Regions from separate parts of the Homo sapiens genome. Here region 2 is linked to region 1. A link is a loop called in an ENCODE intact Hi-C map of the cell type or tissue named here. Cell type or tissue: GM12878. All regions are shown on one strand. Each heading gives the region's core, and the rest is flanking DNA. Links, peaks and the distances in the headings are about the cores only. Region 1 overlaps DCC (DCC netrin 1 receptor). Region 2 holds the start of LOC105372120 (a long non-coding RNA gene).

What was found. A loop is a pair of places that touch in the nucleus more often than their neighbours do. Peaks named below come from ENCODE experiments on the same cell type or tissue, not always from the same donor. Only the 100,000 strongest peaks of a DNase experiment are listed, where the experiment ranks them.
Region 2: a loop joins it to region 1, with 2.4 times the contacts of the local background. A loop is called at or near these places in 3 of 110 quality-filtered maps.

Annotation. Positions count from the first base shown.
Region 1 is chr18:52,389,110-52,396,868 of GRCh38, reverse strand. All of the region lies in intron 1 of DCC (DCC netrin 1 receptor), which reads right to left. Among named protein-coding and RNA genes, the nearest start is that of DCC, 53 kb to the right of the region's middle. In GM12878, for the core only: no CTCF peak of the experiment used is centred there; DNase peaks (open chromatin) are centred at 2,058 and 4,478; H3K4me3 peaks cover 280 bases; H3K27ac peaks cover 251 bases.
Region 2 is chr18:51,651,080-51,658,838 of GRCh38, reverse strand. It overlaps LOC105372120 (a long non-coding RNA gene), which reads left to right and starts at 2,406. Exons shown (of 3, transcript XR_935472.3): 1 at 2,406-2,459; 2 at 5,290-5,432. RefSeq lists enhancers at 3,618-3,797, 3,563-4,401. In GM12878, for the core only: no CTCF peak of the experiment used is centred there; a DNase peak (open chromatin) is centred at 3,368; H3K27ac peaks cover 639 bases.

The DNA.
Region 1 (7,759 bases), core at 1,891-6,890:
GGGCAATAACTATGTCTCCCTTTTCATTCCAGGCATTTGTTTAATGTGTTTTTAGTTTAGTTACTATTCATTAAATTGAGATGACCCATCCGTTATGAATCAACTCTAGGTTCAACTTACTGATTTTAAATGAAAATTTACCAGTGTTTGTCATTCATTACAGTATAATGCACCATTCTATTTTATTGAAACTTTTCTATAATGATATAAAAAGGAACCTGCTCTGTTGATTAAATGTTAATCCCAGTGAGAGTTGTAAAAGCTACAGAAATTAATATTGAACCAGAGAGCCTTTTCCTAACAAGGGATGGAGATGCTCAGGCCACCTCGGGACTAAATCACAGGGCGACTTTCAGGAACTAACAGTCATCTGTTAATTAACCTCTAGGTTTCCCCCATAAAGGGGTCACAAATGAGGTTTGGAGGAGCTAGTTGGCAGATTGTAAAGCTGAAAATAAGCATCCTATGAGAAAATTGATTGTCAGGAAAATTAGGAGGAGCTCAAATTGTTGATTTTTTTATTTTTCTAATTTGCTTGAAGCTTCATCAAATGTTTGAAGTCTTTTCAGGGCGGGGTGGGGGGGGGGTGTGGTGCAGGTTTTTCCAGTGTTATTTTATTATTATTGAAGTTCACAAATCAGTAGCACTTTATTGCCCAAATAACATGCAGAATAGGGAGGCATTTATTTTCTTTTCTGCTTTAACGGGAAATACATAGAGAACCCCAGGAAAGATTTACAGTTTGCCTGGAATCATACAACCCATCAGCGTCAGTATTAGTGTTTGCATTTGATAGTCTGTTTCCCTTTTCCTTCCTCAGAATACACTGAAAGCTGGCCTCTGAGTTCTGACTAGAACTCAGCAGGGAGGGTGGCCTGAGGCTTAACGTTTTCTATCTAAAGGTATATCCTGACTTATGTGAATCTGTGGAAAGGTTTAGAAATCTTACCTATTCTGTGAGAGGCCAGAGAGCTCTGGGTTGTGGAATAGGTTGAGCTCTGGATTGTAGAATAGGTTGCATTAAATGGAAGAGTAGATAACCAGGCAGGAATCCATGTAGAAGATGGAAATGAAGGGCCTTTGACTTCAGGAGGAGCCATGACCCGTAATAGATGTGATGCCCCAAATCTGGGAGAATAACATTGGTTCTGATTTGCCAGAGTAAGAAGAAGGCAGATCTCAGGCTCAGAATAGCTGGGTAGAGAAACCCGAGAAGTATCAGTTTGACTGGCTTCTCAGCTGGACTTCATATCTGCTTAGAATCACACAGAGAGTTTGCACCTTTAAAACTGTGTCACTCCAACTGATAAATCTTCTCCTGATTAAATTATTGGCCTGAGTATCTTTGGTTTCCCTGAAGGGACCAAGGGACTCCTGTTACCAACCCCGAAGCTGTTTAAAAGTCTCTTCATCCTTTTGAGGGTGGCTGCAAAAGCCCACAGCCCACTAAACTACAAAAAAAACCAAACCCACATACCGAGCAATACCGCAAACAGAGCCTTGGTTTTTTCTCTCCAACCAAAACAACCCACTACTTGTTTGAGTGGTCTTGTGACCATAATTGCTGGGTGGATAATAGTATTATTGTCTTTAGACACAATAAACACCTCCTTTCCTAGCCAATAGTAAATTTCAATCTAAACATAAAAATACTCTTGATCTACCTTTCACTGTGTTCCCCTGAATCTGCTTGCCTTTAATTGTGGTGTTAGTCCTCTGAAAGCTCAGGTTAGCAACTTCACTGAACAGAAAATAAACACAAAGGATTGTTGTCTATTTAACTTCATCAGTAGCTTTGGCTTGTACAGTTGATAGATGTTACAGGGTACTGTTTTTCCCCTCTCCCATTTCCCCGTTTATTTTACTTCTGATGACTTACCCGCAGGCTGTGTGTCTGGGACTTGGAACGGGAAATAGTCTCTTTCTCAAAGTGAGTTGCCAATCTGTCAGACATCCCTGCAGCTCTCAAAGTCTTTCATTAACTATTTTTCAGATAAACCTTCCTTGCAACAGCTCATTTGAGCTGCTCTCTGATGCCATTGGCTCAAGCCCAAACCTCAGGTTAAAAACATGTATTATTAGGGCTCCTCTGGTTTCAGTTTCCTTGAAAACCAGAGTTTACTGGCAAACAGTATCAATTTGACTAAGCCTAGTACAGGTGTTCATTATTAGGATGGGGCTCTGGAAGCTGCAGGAAATAACTCCTAAGGGTCTGACCTCCAAAACCTGCTGCCCACTGACTTATGCTTTTAAAAACATTGGAAGCAGCAAGGAAAATAATTACAAATCTGAGGCTAGGTGTGGTGGCTCACACCTGTAATCTCAGCGATTTGGGAGGCCAAGGCAGGAGGATCACCTGAGACCAGGAGTTGGAAACCAGGCCAGGCACTGTAGCAAGACCTCCACCTCTACAAAAAAAAAAACCACTTTAAAAAATTAGCCAGGTATGGTAGAGCACACGTGTGGTCCTAGCTACTTGGAAGCCAAGGTGGGAGAATCCCTTGAGCCCAGGAGTTCAAGGCTGTAGTGAGCTATGATCACACTTCTGCACTCCAGCCTGGGCAACAGAGTGAGACCCTGTCTCAATAATAATAATAATAATCATCATCCTAATTCTGTTGCAAATAGTATTCAAGTAAATGAAACCTGAAGGCTAGTGTCATTCAACACAGCAATAGAAAGACGAGGATGCCTTGGGTATAGGAGTTGAGATCTATTTGGACCAAGTTTTCTGAAGGTATGGCTTTAGAGATGAGCTTCTCAGGCTGCACCTGTTGTTTTTAGCTCATAGTATTGTAAATGGTGCTGGATTTAGCCGATGACAATTTACCAGCCTATCGTGAATTTACCAGTAGGTAGGGTACTGTGTGGTACAAATCAACTATGGTGTGGATTGAAAAGCATGCTATGAATTGAGAATTAAAATACGCATTTAGGAAACAACACAAAATTGCAAAAATCATGGAACCTGAATCTGAAAGGGGTCTTAAAAATAATCTAGTCTAGTAATTTTTAATCCTGACTGGAAATTAGAATCTAGGTAATTGGCCTGTGGTTGGAGCCCAGATATTGGTATTGTTTAAAAACTCTCACACGCGATTTTAATGTGCACTTAGTTTTAACAATCACTTTTCTGGAACAGTGGTTCTAGACTAACTTTGTGTTGTAAGTATGAACAGGTTTTAGAATTTCCTGAAGTTTGTCAAAACATTGATCCCTGGGCTTTAGTCCCAGATATTATGATTTAGCAGGGCTTGGTTTTGTTCCAGGAATTTTCATCTGTAATAAGCTCCTGGTGATACTGATGCAGGTGGTTAGGTGACCACATTCTTGGATCCACATCCAGGCCAGTGGTCCTCAAACTTTGTTGTGATTATTCATGAAAATATAAATAATATAGAGATTAAAATATGGATTGCTAGGTCTCACCCTCAGAGTTTCTGATTCAAGATTTGCATTTTTACAAGCTCCCATTGGTCCCACACTGTGAGAACCACTGACTCAGGTCATTCGAGGATGAGGAAGTACATGTTAGAACCATCTGATGTGCTTTCTTCAAACTATATCTGCATCGTCCCCTCTACATTCCATGAGATTCCGTATGGTCCAAGTCAGAAATCATTGATACAATAACCCTCTGTTATGAATGGGCATGTCATTCTTTCATTTCATAGTTAAGGATATTTAGGTTTAGAATGAAAATGACTGAACCATGATCACACAGATATTGGGAGTGTACCTGTGGTCAGTGCCTGCAACATATCTCATCCCACAGTGAAAGCCCTGATGGACATTCCAAAGAAGAACAGAGGGGAAAGTCTAATTTCATCACTTCTCAGATTAGCCTAGTACTGGCCCTGGCTTCACCACAGAGGAATGAATGAAAGGTAAACAGCTTCCATTGCAAAGAAAAATAACATCTGTATAAGATTGGAAGAAGATCCTAAAGGGACATAACATTATATTCTTCCTCCTTTTTGCCAGAAACAGGATGCTATTGGTATTGCATAGTTCGATTCCAATCCTGAAAAAAAGTGGAAGATGGAAGTCAACTTTATGGTCTTTCCATATTTTATTTTCTTGGTCTTTCTTTCTATAAACCAAAATGAACTTCACTGCATTTTTTGAGTAGACAGGAACACACCAAAGTAAATAATGTACCACCCATAAGTGGAGCATGGGATCACAGACAAAGGCATTAGCAGCAGGAGTATTGCAACAAGTTTTCCCCTCACCTACACACACACACATTCTTAAGCCCCTGATATTAGTGAGGAATGATAGTGCCTTAAATAAAATGCACTGCCCATTAGAACTAAGTTTTTCTTCTTCCATCAACTTGCATTGTACATAAAGTAAATATGAATTGGGTTTACACATATACTACCCTTTCTCACTATCGGTAACTGCCATTAGAAGACTTCACTATACAGTTTCAGTCACAGCTTATGTGCAGTCATCCTATTAATAGCATTAGCATGTGGCAATGTATCATCCAAGCTTTCTAATTGGTTGAGTTGCCTTTTTGTTTTACTGAACATGAGAGTGACTCATGCAACTGCCACCCTTCGGCACAGATAGAGGATTTTCTGTTATTAGGCTGAAAAATACCATATTTCAGTTTACTAAATTGCACATCAAGAACCTCAAGACAATTACTATACTTCACTCTATGAGCCATCTATTCATCTGCTACCAGCCACTTACCTAGAGCTTCACGTTGATTCTGAAGCATAATTAATAGATCAAGTGGCTTCTTATTCACACATAACTGAATGAGCATGTGTGCTCTACCAGGCAGGCAATCTGTGCGCCTCATAACGCAGATTTGATTTTGACTTATTGGCATTTATGCCAAGAATTTGTGGACTCGAATAGTTGACACATAGCGCTACACTGGCAGCTTTAAAGCTGATACACAGATTTGTGTCTGACATTAGCTGTCCCAGTGGTGCAGTCTGTGACACTTCTCCCAGCCATGCAACTGTAAGACGCCTTCCAAAGATTTGGTAGAAAAGCAGCGTGCCCATATGATGGCATAAGCAGGTTAAGTATATTTCCAGTCACCCTACCCCCAATAGATCCAGGGATATGCCCAAATAGAATAGAGTTGCTTGATTATAAGGTGGTGCTCAGTTGCATTATGACTCCTATTAAAGTTTGACCAGTGTCCTTGGTAAATAACTCAAGTATTCTGCTCCCTTCCCCCAGTCCCCTTGAACTAGGGCAGTTTTTGAATCTATGAGCCACTCTGAGTATGGCAAGATGATAACCTTCACTGACAACCAATGCTCAAAGCAGGACAAAGACCCAGATAGCCTGTCTTCATCTCAGAAAGAAAAGCAAGTATGAATTCTTAATTCCTTCTGGTTCTCTTATTCTCACTTTAAAACCAACTTCCTCTGGTCAAACAATTTCTTTGAATCTGTTTAAACTATATATTTCAGTTAGAGGATGCAAAACCAGAAATTAGAGGAAAATAAAATTGGATCTCTCTTTTGTGCCTAGCTATATGCTTGTTGGCTTAAAAAACACACAGTCTGATTTTAGATATTAAGATCCATAATGGTGAAGCAACATTTGAGGGTCCTTCTAAGTGTTCATGAGCTACAAAGCAGAGAAGAAAAATCCCTTGGGAAGAAGTCAAGAGATGATAGGCTCCAAATTGATCCTGCCTCTTATAAACTATTGTAGCTTGGGGATGTGCCTGTTTATACACCAAGTTTCTGTTCCTTCATCTTCAAAATGGAAATATTACTTTATAATTTTGGTTTAAGAACCAGATGACAGCATACATGAATGTAGAAGCCTAAAAGTGTGTATAATATTATACACACATACACACACAAAAAAAAATCTGTAACAAGATGTTCTACCCTTACATAGATGTGAAAGGCAAGAAGATGATAAGACTTTTGGTAATGGAGGGGACAAACTTCTGCAAAATAGGCTGTATAAACTCCAAGTGCTAATACACTCAATGTTCGCTATGTATAAGAGAGTGTAGTATGCTGAGGGAAGTGTAATAATGAATACAACTAACAATTTCTGACTTAGTGATCTGGGGAAAAAGATGGATATGAGGAATAACTAATATTTGCCTAATGAGACAAGTGGCCATGATGCTTGGCCACAAAACTGTTGCCCAGGACTCAGGATGCTGCATTTCTTCTCTTTCCTTCATCCTAAGAGACCATGAGTCTCCTTGGAGACCTGCGAACTCCACCATGTGACAAGAGCAGATGCCAACCTGGGTTTCTTCAGACTGCACAGTAGCATAAAAGGTGGAAGCCATTCCACTCATCAGCAAACACAAATGACTATAGTGTGAAATCCTACCCACAAATTTAAAATAAATGATGCAAACTTCTTTATTTTTAAATTTATTAGGGTAAAAATGTTCAATGATTGCTACTAAATTGGAGTGTCTGTAGGCAGGGTAAACCTCTGCCAGGCTTCCCAGGAGCCCAAGACTGTAACAGCTGTCCCTTCTGTGCCCATCCTGGTGTGCTCACCAGACGATTGACAGAAGCAGCATGAGAAGGTTGTGGATGTCTCCCAGCAGGTAGAGCTTTGGAAATAGATCCACCTACCTCCAAAGGGATATGCAGTCACTGTTTCATTACTGAGAAATGGGGAAAGAACAGAAATACATTCATGGAAGAAATGTTTGTGGGAGAGCCAACAACCTGAAGATCTGATACAGGATCCTCATAGAGGGAAGAATGTTTCCCCTATTACAGATCTTTTGCTGCCTGGGTCTTCTGTTTGTGGCGGGGAAAGCATAGAAACCTTAGGGAAGAAACATCCTCTCCCCAAATCCCACCTTTGCCCTGCACTAGTGCTATAACTTCTGGCATATTGTAATGTAAGTCTCAGTCTCTCTATATGAAAAATTGGTATAATACTCTCCTTGTTTGAACTGGAAGCAATATGTGTGAAAGGTTAGTACTTAATAGTTTCTCAATACAAGAAAGTGTTTGTTTTTATTCATTGAATCAATCAACAATAATCAATTAGATATACACTGTATGCCAGACTTTCATGAAAGAAGGGGCTCGCTGTCCTTGTAAAATAAATCAAATGATGGAGGACCTAGGGAGGTGCACACAGCTTCAAAGATTCAGTGATCCAACAAGATAATTGATTTTTAAGTTATTATTTAGCTTCTGCTAAATTATTCTGTTTCCTTGTTGCAAATGTAACTCCTACCATAGAAGTAATTTTTTATAAGTGCCATCAGTTTTCTCCTGAAATCCATATTGCTTTTTGCATGACTATGTACTATGTTACCATATAAAGTATTACAATAATTCAGAATTTCTCAATCTCATCACTATTGACAGGTTGGGTCAGATAAATCTTTATTGACCTGTGCTCTGTAAAATGTTTAGCAACCTCCATAGCCTCCACCTACTGCGTTATTAACATAAGATTGTCAGAATGAGCCAATAAAAATCCAAGACGTCCAGTTAAATTTGAATTTCAGATAAACTATGACTAATTTCTTAGTAGAAATATGTTCCATGCGATATTTGAGATATACTAAAAATTATTTGTTGTTTATTGAAAATTCAAATTTAAGTGTGTACCTTATCTATTATTTGGCAGGTAGGACTTCCCCAGTGTGACAACCAAAAATGTCTGCATACATTGCCAAATACATGCTGGGAGTGCAAAACTGGCTTCTGGTTATAAGCCACTGCAAAAATGAACTCATCGACAAGATGAAATGGAAGCACAGAGTGACTCTTCAGGT
Region 2 (7,759 bases), core at 1,434-6,433, 740 kb after region 1:
GGCTTAAAAGCAAGTGAAGGAGACAGCAACAAAACAACACAGAGAATTGCATAATGTTAGCTGCAGCATTTGTAGGAGCACCTCAAAAACAGCCAGTCACAATGCAGGGTTTTGATTCCACAACTACCAGCCAGAATTTCAGTATCCACTAAAAGCCTTTGATTGTGGGTCCCGAGGAAGCATTTGCTGTGATAACGGGTATTCAGACATTTCGATTAATGACTGGCTCCCATGCTGTGCCTAATCCCCATTCTCAAACAGAGGCAGGTGAATTTCTTATCTTCTGGTGGGAAGAGGCAGTGAGGAAGTGACTGATTTGTAACCATTTAGACTTTCTCCATTCGGCTCCTTGTGACAGTACAGACCAACTGAAAAGCACTGTTTTCATTACCTCCCAATTACCCACATGTATATTGTTGAATTTTTGGATCCCACTCATCTTGTTATCTTGTTTAGTCCATTCTGACTGATGAGATATCTCATTACTCTACTTGTAGGTAAGAGTAAGAGAATATAACAGCAGTTCAACAATATATATTTATAACCAAGTGCCCCCATTTTTTTCTAAGAAAAAATGAATGAGTTACTTTTTTAAAAATTATTATCTCTTCTTTTCTCCTTTCCCCTTTCGCCCTGTTCTCTGCTTCCTACTTAGCCCTTTAGAAATGCCAATATACCCTTTCACCTCACCTTCACCAGATATTCCCTATAGGGCAAGTTCATCTAACTCTGTGCTCCAAGAGAGATCTCTCCTCTGGAGTTGACAGTCGATTTGCAGAACAAAGCGTACCCACCATCGAACTCTCACCCTCCAGGGGGGTGCCGCAGGACTTTCACCCACCAGGAGGGCATGTTGAAAGCATGCCCACTTGGCCACTTTTACAACTTATTTCTTCCCAGGAAGGTGCCAGCTCAACTGCCCAATAGATAAGGCATCAAGCTAGCATGGGGACACCCTGTCCTTGCTCGCTTCCTCCTCCACCTTATAAAAGTGCCCACTTTATGCTCCAAAAGCAAAGTGGCACATTTAAGGCAGGACATCTGTGTCTCTTCCCCTGGGCTAGCTTCAGAATAAATCACTTTTTTATACCACACCTTGCTCTTGTTCACTGGACTCTGCATGCAGCAAGCAACTAACCTGCTGTTCAGTTATATATTCAATGTGGACTGTTAGGCACAGCACCAGGTACGGGGTATGAGCAAGACAAGCAGTTCCCTACCACTAGGAATTCACAGGCCAGAGGCAAAGGCAGGCATGAAATAAGTAATATGAATACAAGTGGTATAGAGAGAAAGCACAAGATGCATGCAGTAGCATTTGGAAGAATATATAATATTAATCTAACTTTTATTGTCCCATTTTTACTTTAAAAAAAAGAAAAAAGGATTCAAAGAAGGAAGGAATGGAAAGAAGGAGGAAACGAAGGAAGAAAGGGAGGAGAAAAAATTTTAAGACAGGCATAAGGGTAAGTGGCAACTTGCACCTGACATTAGTGACAAAGAGTTAATAGGGAGTGGTGAGGACTGTGGTAAACCTAAAGCTTATCCCAGATCTAAAGGAAATTCCTTTAGCTAATTGCTTCCAAGTACAATGGCAGGACTGTTATTTCCAGATCTTCCATTAAGGAAAAAAAAAAAAAAAAACCTCAAATTCTGATTTGTTTTAGGTGAACTTTCCTGAATTACAGATGTTGACTGATATTTAAAAATTAATAAATTATATGCAGGCCAAACCAAACACCCCAGCAGGCAGGTATCAACCCTTCAGGAGCCAATTTGCAATCCCTGCTTTAAATGCTCTCATGGAAGGTTATGGATCTCAGAGTGTGGTGCCAGACAAATCCCATTGTTTCAGACCCTGCTCTTTCTCCACAGCATGACAAATGTCTCACACCAATTTCACATTCCTTATGTGTTTCTGCGTACAAACTGCTTTAGCATTTTACCTTAGCTTTTGCTAAGTCAGAAAACTATCTTTTGGGTAGGACATTGGACTAAGTAACTTCGAAGGTCACTTCTGAATCCCATTGATAACCCATATCTTGAAATTAGGAGAATAATGACAGAACAAGGATAGAGCCAAGAATGCATTATGTGCTTCATTTCCAGTGAGTTCATTTGTGTTGTCTGCTTTGAATTACTCACAGTATTGTTATAGCAGGTAGCTAGCCAGCCTATGAGGAGGGCAGGAAAGGGCTCCTCCATACCCACACCAGGAAAGTCAGGTGACCATCAGGTGCTGGTCAGGCGGTTGTTAACTATCTCTATAAAATAATAATTGGTGACAGCCAGCGTCAGAGAAAGGCAGTCTCCCTATACAGATAAAAAAAACACCGGTAACTGTTGATCGGCAGCTTTCAGGAGTTGGGCGAGTGAGCTCGAGCATGCGCATTAACAGACGATACGGCAGCACAAGACCTTCTGGGGGCACTCCACCGGAAAAGGGAAGAAAGCCTCAGGTGAGCATGCGTACACCTCCTCAAACACACTGTGCATGCTCACCTCCCAAGCACAAGGAGGACATTGCACATGCAGGCGGTCCACCCTAAGGGAAGAATCATGGGAAAAGGGACACTATACCCTGGAAGTATGCCAATATATAAAACCCCAAGTCAGAAGGTCAAACGCTACACTTGACCTCCAAAGTGCCCAATTGGGTCTTTTCCGAGTGTACTTTGTTTATCCCCTGCTCTAAAGCTTTTTAATAAACTTCCACTCCTGCTCTGAAACTTGCCTTGATCTCTTTTTCTGCTTTATTCCCCTCAGTCGAATTCTTTCTTCTGAGGAGGCAAGAACTGAGGTTGCTGTAGACCTGTATGGATTGCCACCAGTAATCAATAAACTTATTGAATCCTAACAGTATTCAATCATTTTATTTATATAGGAAAAATTATCACCTGTTTATCTCCCCATCCACTTTTTCTTTATGCTCGTGCTAGAGATTATAGACTTCCCTGATAACTAAGGGCATTTTTACTTTGCTGACCAACCATAAACGTCCCGCATAGGGTGAACAAGTACAAAATAGGGCAGGATGTGTGCCCAGAGCACCATATCTACCATGTGTCAGGGTGGGCTCTGAAGTGGGGATAGTTTTTTTCAGAAATTTACCATTTAGCCAGAGAGAGAAAGGATCTTCTGATGAAAGTGTTAGCAGATAAGCCAGTGCTTACTTAGGGACAAATAAAGCTGAGACAGGGCTGAGAGGTGCTGCGGAGGTGGAGTATTTTTCATAGCAGAGGTGGATTGAGCTGGGCCCCTGGGGAGGTGAGTCATATTTGAAAATGCTGAGGGGAGGAAAGCAGGTGACATACAAGTCATTTCCCTCTTTTGATTTTTAGGTTTTAACTCCATTCGGCAGCCTGAGAGAATGCAGTCAGGAAAGGTGTGGGAAAGACACTGAAGGGCAGGAAAGGAGAACCCAGGACAACCCAGGCCCAGCCTTGTTTTCTACTCTCTGCCTCAGGCCCCAAGACCATGTGGCCAGGGTGCAAACCATGCAGTATCTGCATAGCGAACAGTACTGTAAGCCAAACTGTTAGAATATGGGCCTCTGCTCTTTGTGTCCCTGCTACCTGATTTACATATCTCTGGGCTGCAAGCAGAAGCCCCAGGTCTACCATGCTCGGCTTTGAAGCCTTCCCTCAGGCACCCTCTGCGAGAAGACCCTGCTGGCTGGACTTGGCTCCCAGCCATGGCCAGGCCAAGGAGCAGAGGGGAGACAGGGGAAGGCAGAGGATGCCTAGAAGCCTCAGCCCTCTCCTCCTATTTGCCTGAAGGTCGGGAGGCCACTTTCCTGAACCAGTACAGGCAAAACAATGAAAGCATCTGCAGGCAGAGGCAGCACAGCGGGGTGTGCGGAGAGTCACAATGGGGAGGCGGAGTGGGGAAGGAAGAGAGAGAAGGCTGGAGGGAGATCCCATTTGGAAATAAGGAGAAGGCTTTGAACTTGCAGATCTCTCCAACTGAGGCAAAACCCACACTAAACCAGCCCCAGCTGGGTGCCGCAGGAGACTGTGAATAAATCTGAGAGGGAGAATGAGATGACAGTTCCCCCTTCTTAATGCATTCACCCCAAGGTGCTGCTGGGCATCTGTTCCATAATTAACCAGACTCTCCCCTCCACCAACCCCTCCTTCCCCTTCACCTCCTCCTGTGGCTGCTCAAACATTTGCCATAATTATTCCCCCGCCCCACTTTTCAAAGGAGCCCTCTGGAAGGAGTTTGCTGCCTGGCTCTTATTTCTTCCTCCACCTCCCCAGTTCTGGGCAGGGTGACAGCCATCCTTGGCTAGAAGGGGTTTGTGAGCATCCCACTTCCCAGAGGCCACTGCGGTATCCCATCCTCCTCACCCCAGCCAATCAGTGGAACATCTGTTCTCCCCTCAGTGAGGCTCAGTGCGGCAGGAAGGCGGAAGGGCATAGCAGGGTATCCGGGTGGGCCATTTTCCATCAGCATGTGATCTCTACCTCCCTCCCCCATGATCTGATATGAAAATCACAGCAGTAATGAAAACTGATGGGACAATGTGGTGCATAGAAAATCCTGAGAACTTCTTTCCAATAACAGTATTATATTATGAGTGATAATAATACATATTTTAAATGGAAGATCACAGGAAGTTGTCTGGTTATTGTTTATTCTCAGCCTCTGTGGCCACATGTAACACATACTGGGCGTTCAATACATAATTGTTGAAGACATGGATCACTGCTTTATCAAGTACTTTACAAAAGTTGTCTCTACACACAATACTCATGAGAAATAAGTAATAGAATCCCCACTTTAAGGTGAAGAAAATTGAGGCACAGAGAGGTTGAGCAACTTCCCCAAGGTCACACAGCTAGTAAGAGACTAAGTCAGGATTTGAACACAGACCAATGACACCATGCCCATGGTCTTTCTGTTATTCCGTGCTGCCAGGCCACCTCCCTGCATGAAACATTTCAAGAGGAGGTCCCTGATAATGGATTTGCTGTTTCCTCTAGCTAAAGTGTCATATTACTGACACCCACTCATCGCTCAAGTTCAAAGACTCAGTGAAGACATCTACTGATGTGTCTTTTATTGATGAATCTTTTATTAGCATGAATCATATTTTGCTAATAAATATGATTGCTAATAAATGATTTGCTAATAAATATGATTGCTAATAAATATGATTGCTAATAAATATTAGCAAAATCATATTTTGCTAATAAATAGTGATATTGATATCACTATTTCATATCACAAATATTTAGCACATGGTAGATATTCAATAAATGTTTTTTAATTTCTATTTTACAGATAACATTCCTAAGATTCAGAGATGGGACTAACTTATTCAAGACCATACAACTAGGCTATGTAAGAACTACAACTTATATCAAGAGCTTTTGACTATGAGTACAGGAAGCTTTCCAGTAACCCATCAACCACTGAGCTGCATGGTACATAATTTCATTCTATATTAACAAATGAAGTTCTATAATTGTGGTGATTTCTATTTTTTTCTGACAGCTTCTTAATATATATGACCAACTAGTAATCACAAACTTGACTTATTTCAGTTTTTATCATAATAAAAGTAATATGTTTATTAGAATATTACAGAACAATGAGAAAAAATTAAATCAATACTCTCAAACATTTAAAATTAATATTTTCCTGTGGTCTGTTTATGCCTTTTTAAATCATTGAGATCTTAGTCTTGGAATCCTGCTTTTTTAAAACTAAATATTATAACATAAACATTTCCCTATTCAATAATTTCCCTATTTACTACTTAAAATCATCATTTAATATGCCTTGATAATTACTTTTTAATGACTAAAAAATATCTACCATTTGGAATGTCAATGAATCATTGTCCCCCAATTGCTGGACAATTTTTGCTCTTAAAATAAATCATAGTACAGGGCAGGTGTGGTGGCTCATGCCTGTAATCCCAGCACTATGGGAGGCTGAGGTGGGCAGATCACCAGGTCAGGAGTATGAGACCAGCCTGGCCAATATGGTGAAACCCCATCTCTACTAAAAATACAAAAATTAGCCGGGCATGGTGCAGCACACCTGCAGTTCCAGCTACTCAGGAGGCTGAGGCAGAAGAATTGCTTGAACCTGGGAGGCAGAGGTTGAAGTGAGCAGGATCACACCACTGCACCCCAGCATGGGCAACAGAGCGAGACTCCATCTCAAAAAAAAAAAAAAAATTATAATACAAAGCACATTGTTTTCTTTCTGAATTTCAGAAAACTTTTTGGAATAGTTTTCTAGGAAAGAAATTATTGAGTCAATGGCTATGAACATAGAATGGCTCTTAACATAGATTGCCAAATTGCTTTCCAAATGAGTTGTACTAATTTTTGTTCCTACTAACAGTGATTTGGATATTCCCATCACTTTAAATTTGCTAATTTCTTTAAAACACACACATTTAATCACAATGTTTTGAATTGCAAAATGAAAGAAATTTTAGAGATGATTTAGCTGGCCTCTTCTACTACCTCTTTTATACATTAGGCAACTGAGGTCCAGCCAGTTCAATGGCTTGCTCAAAGTCACAAAAACATGGAGGGATGAGCTGAGCTAGGGCCAGGTCTTCTGACCCCCACTTCTCTGCACTATCTCCCAGGTATCTGAAAATCATTTTGGAGCCTATTTATCTGCTCAACAGAAGTGTTGCAGAGTTGCCATCACTTGATGTCTTAATTTGGATTATGCCTTCAGGGAACCAGCTTTTGAAATATCTGGACCAGACAAGTAACAAATTTCCCCACCATGGTGAGAAAAGGGTATTTCCTGATAACACTCTTCTATCTGCCAGGGTTCTGCAGGGAACCTTGTGTCTACTTATCACTTCTTGCTGGCTCAGGTTTCCGGAACTCTGTTAGCCCTGCTTGACATTCACCTTGGCAGCTTTTACTGCATCCTTCCTGTGAGCTTCTGCTTTCCCTGTCCCTGCTCAGCACGATGGCAGCCTACCTCATTTTCAACCTCAGGCCAAGCAGGAGTGTTGCTCCTGCCCATCTGCCATGTTGGCCAAATTTCCCTGATTGCTAAGTAATTCCAGGCTCTTCTCAGGAGGACTGAGTGAGCTGCAAGTTAAGCCTCTCCTCCAAGGCCTTGCCTGGTTCTCAGTCATTATCAGAACTATAGTGGGGGTATGCAGATACTCTTCCTCCACCGGGGGCCAGACGCCCACTTTGGGCTGGTTGCTCCCTCAAAATATAGCCTGCACAGTTCTATGGGAGGCAGAATGTATACATCACCAACATAGCATCCTAGGTGACTTTCATACCCAGCTTCTAAACCATGTTATGCCATGGCCATGCAAACCCTTCTAAAATATTGCTCACATCGACTTGTCTCTACTTAGAAACCTATCCATTACTATAAGACAAAATGGCTAGCTTGGCTTTTAAGCCCCTTCCTATATATAACATTTGTCTGCCACTAGTTACTCCTAGCTCATTGTATGCCAGCCCAGAGAGAAAAGGTATACAAAGAAAGATGAGAGTCCGAATGAAATGAGAGAGTTACAGGCAAAGTGAGGATACGATTCAGCCTGGTTGTAGAAAAGAAAGCATGTTCTGGGAATAGTAAGGGGGTTGTGCTGCCTACTTTGCCTAGAATGTTCTTTCTCATCTTCTCCCTGGTGGACCACTCATTCTTCATAGCCCGTCCTTATGCCACCTCTGAAGCTTTCCATAACCTACCCTGCCTCCAAACTTCCATTGCTTTCCTGACTAGTCCTAAAGCTCCCAGTCCATACCTC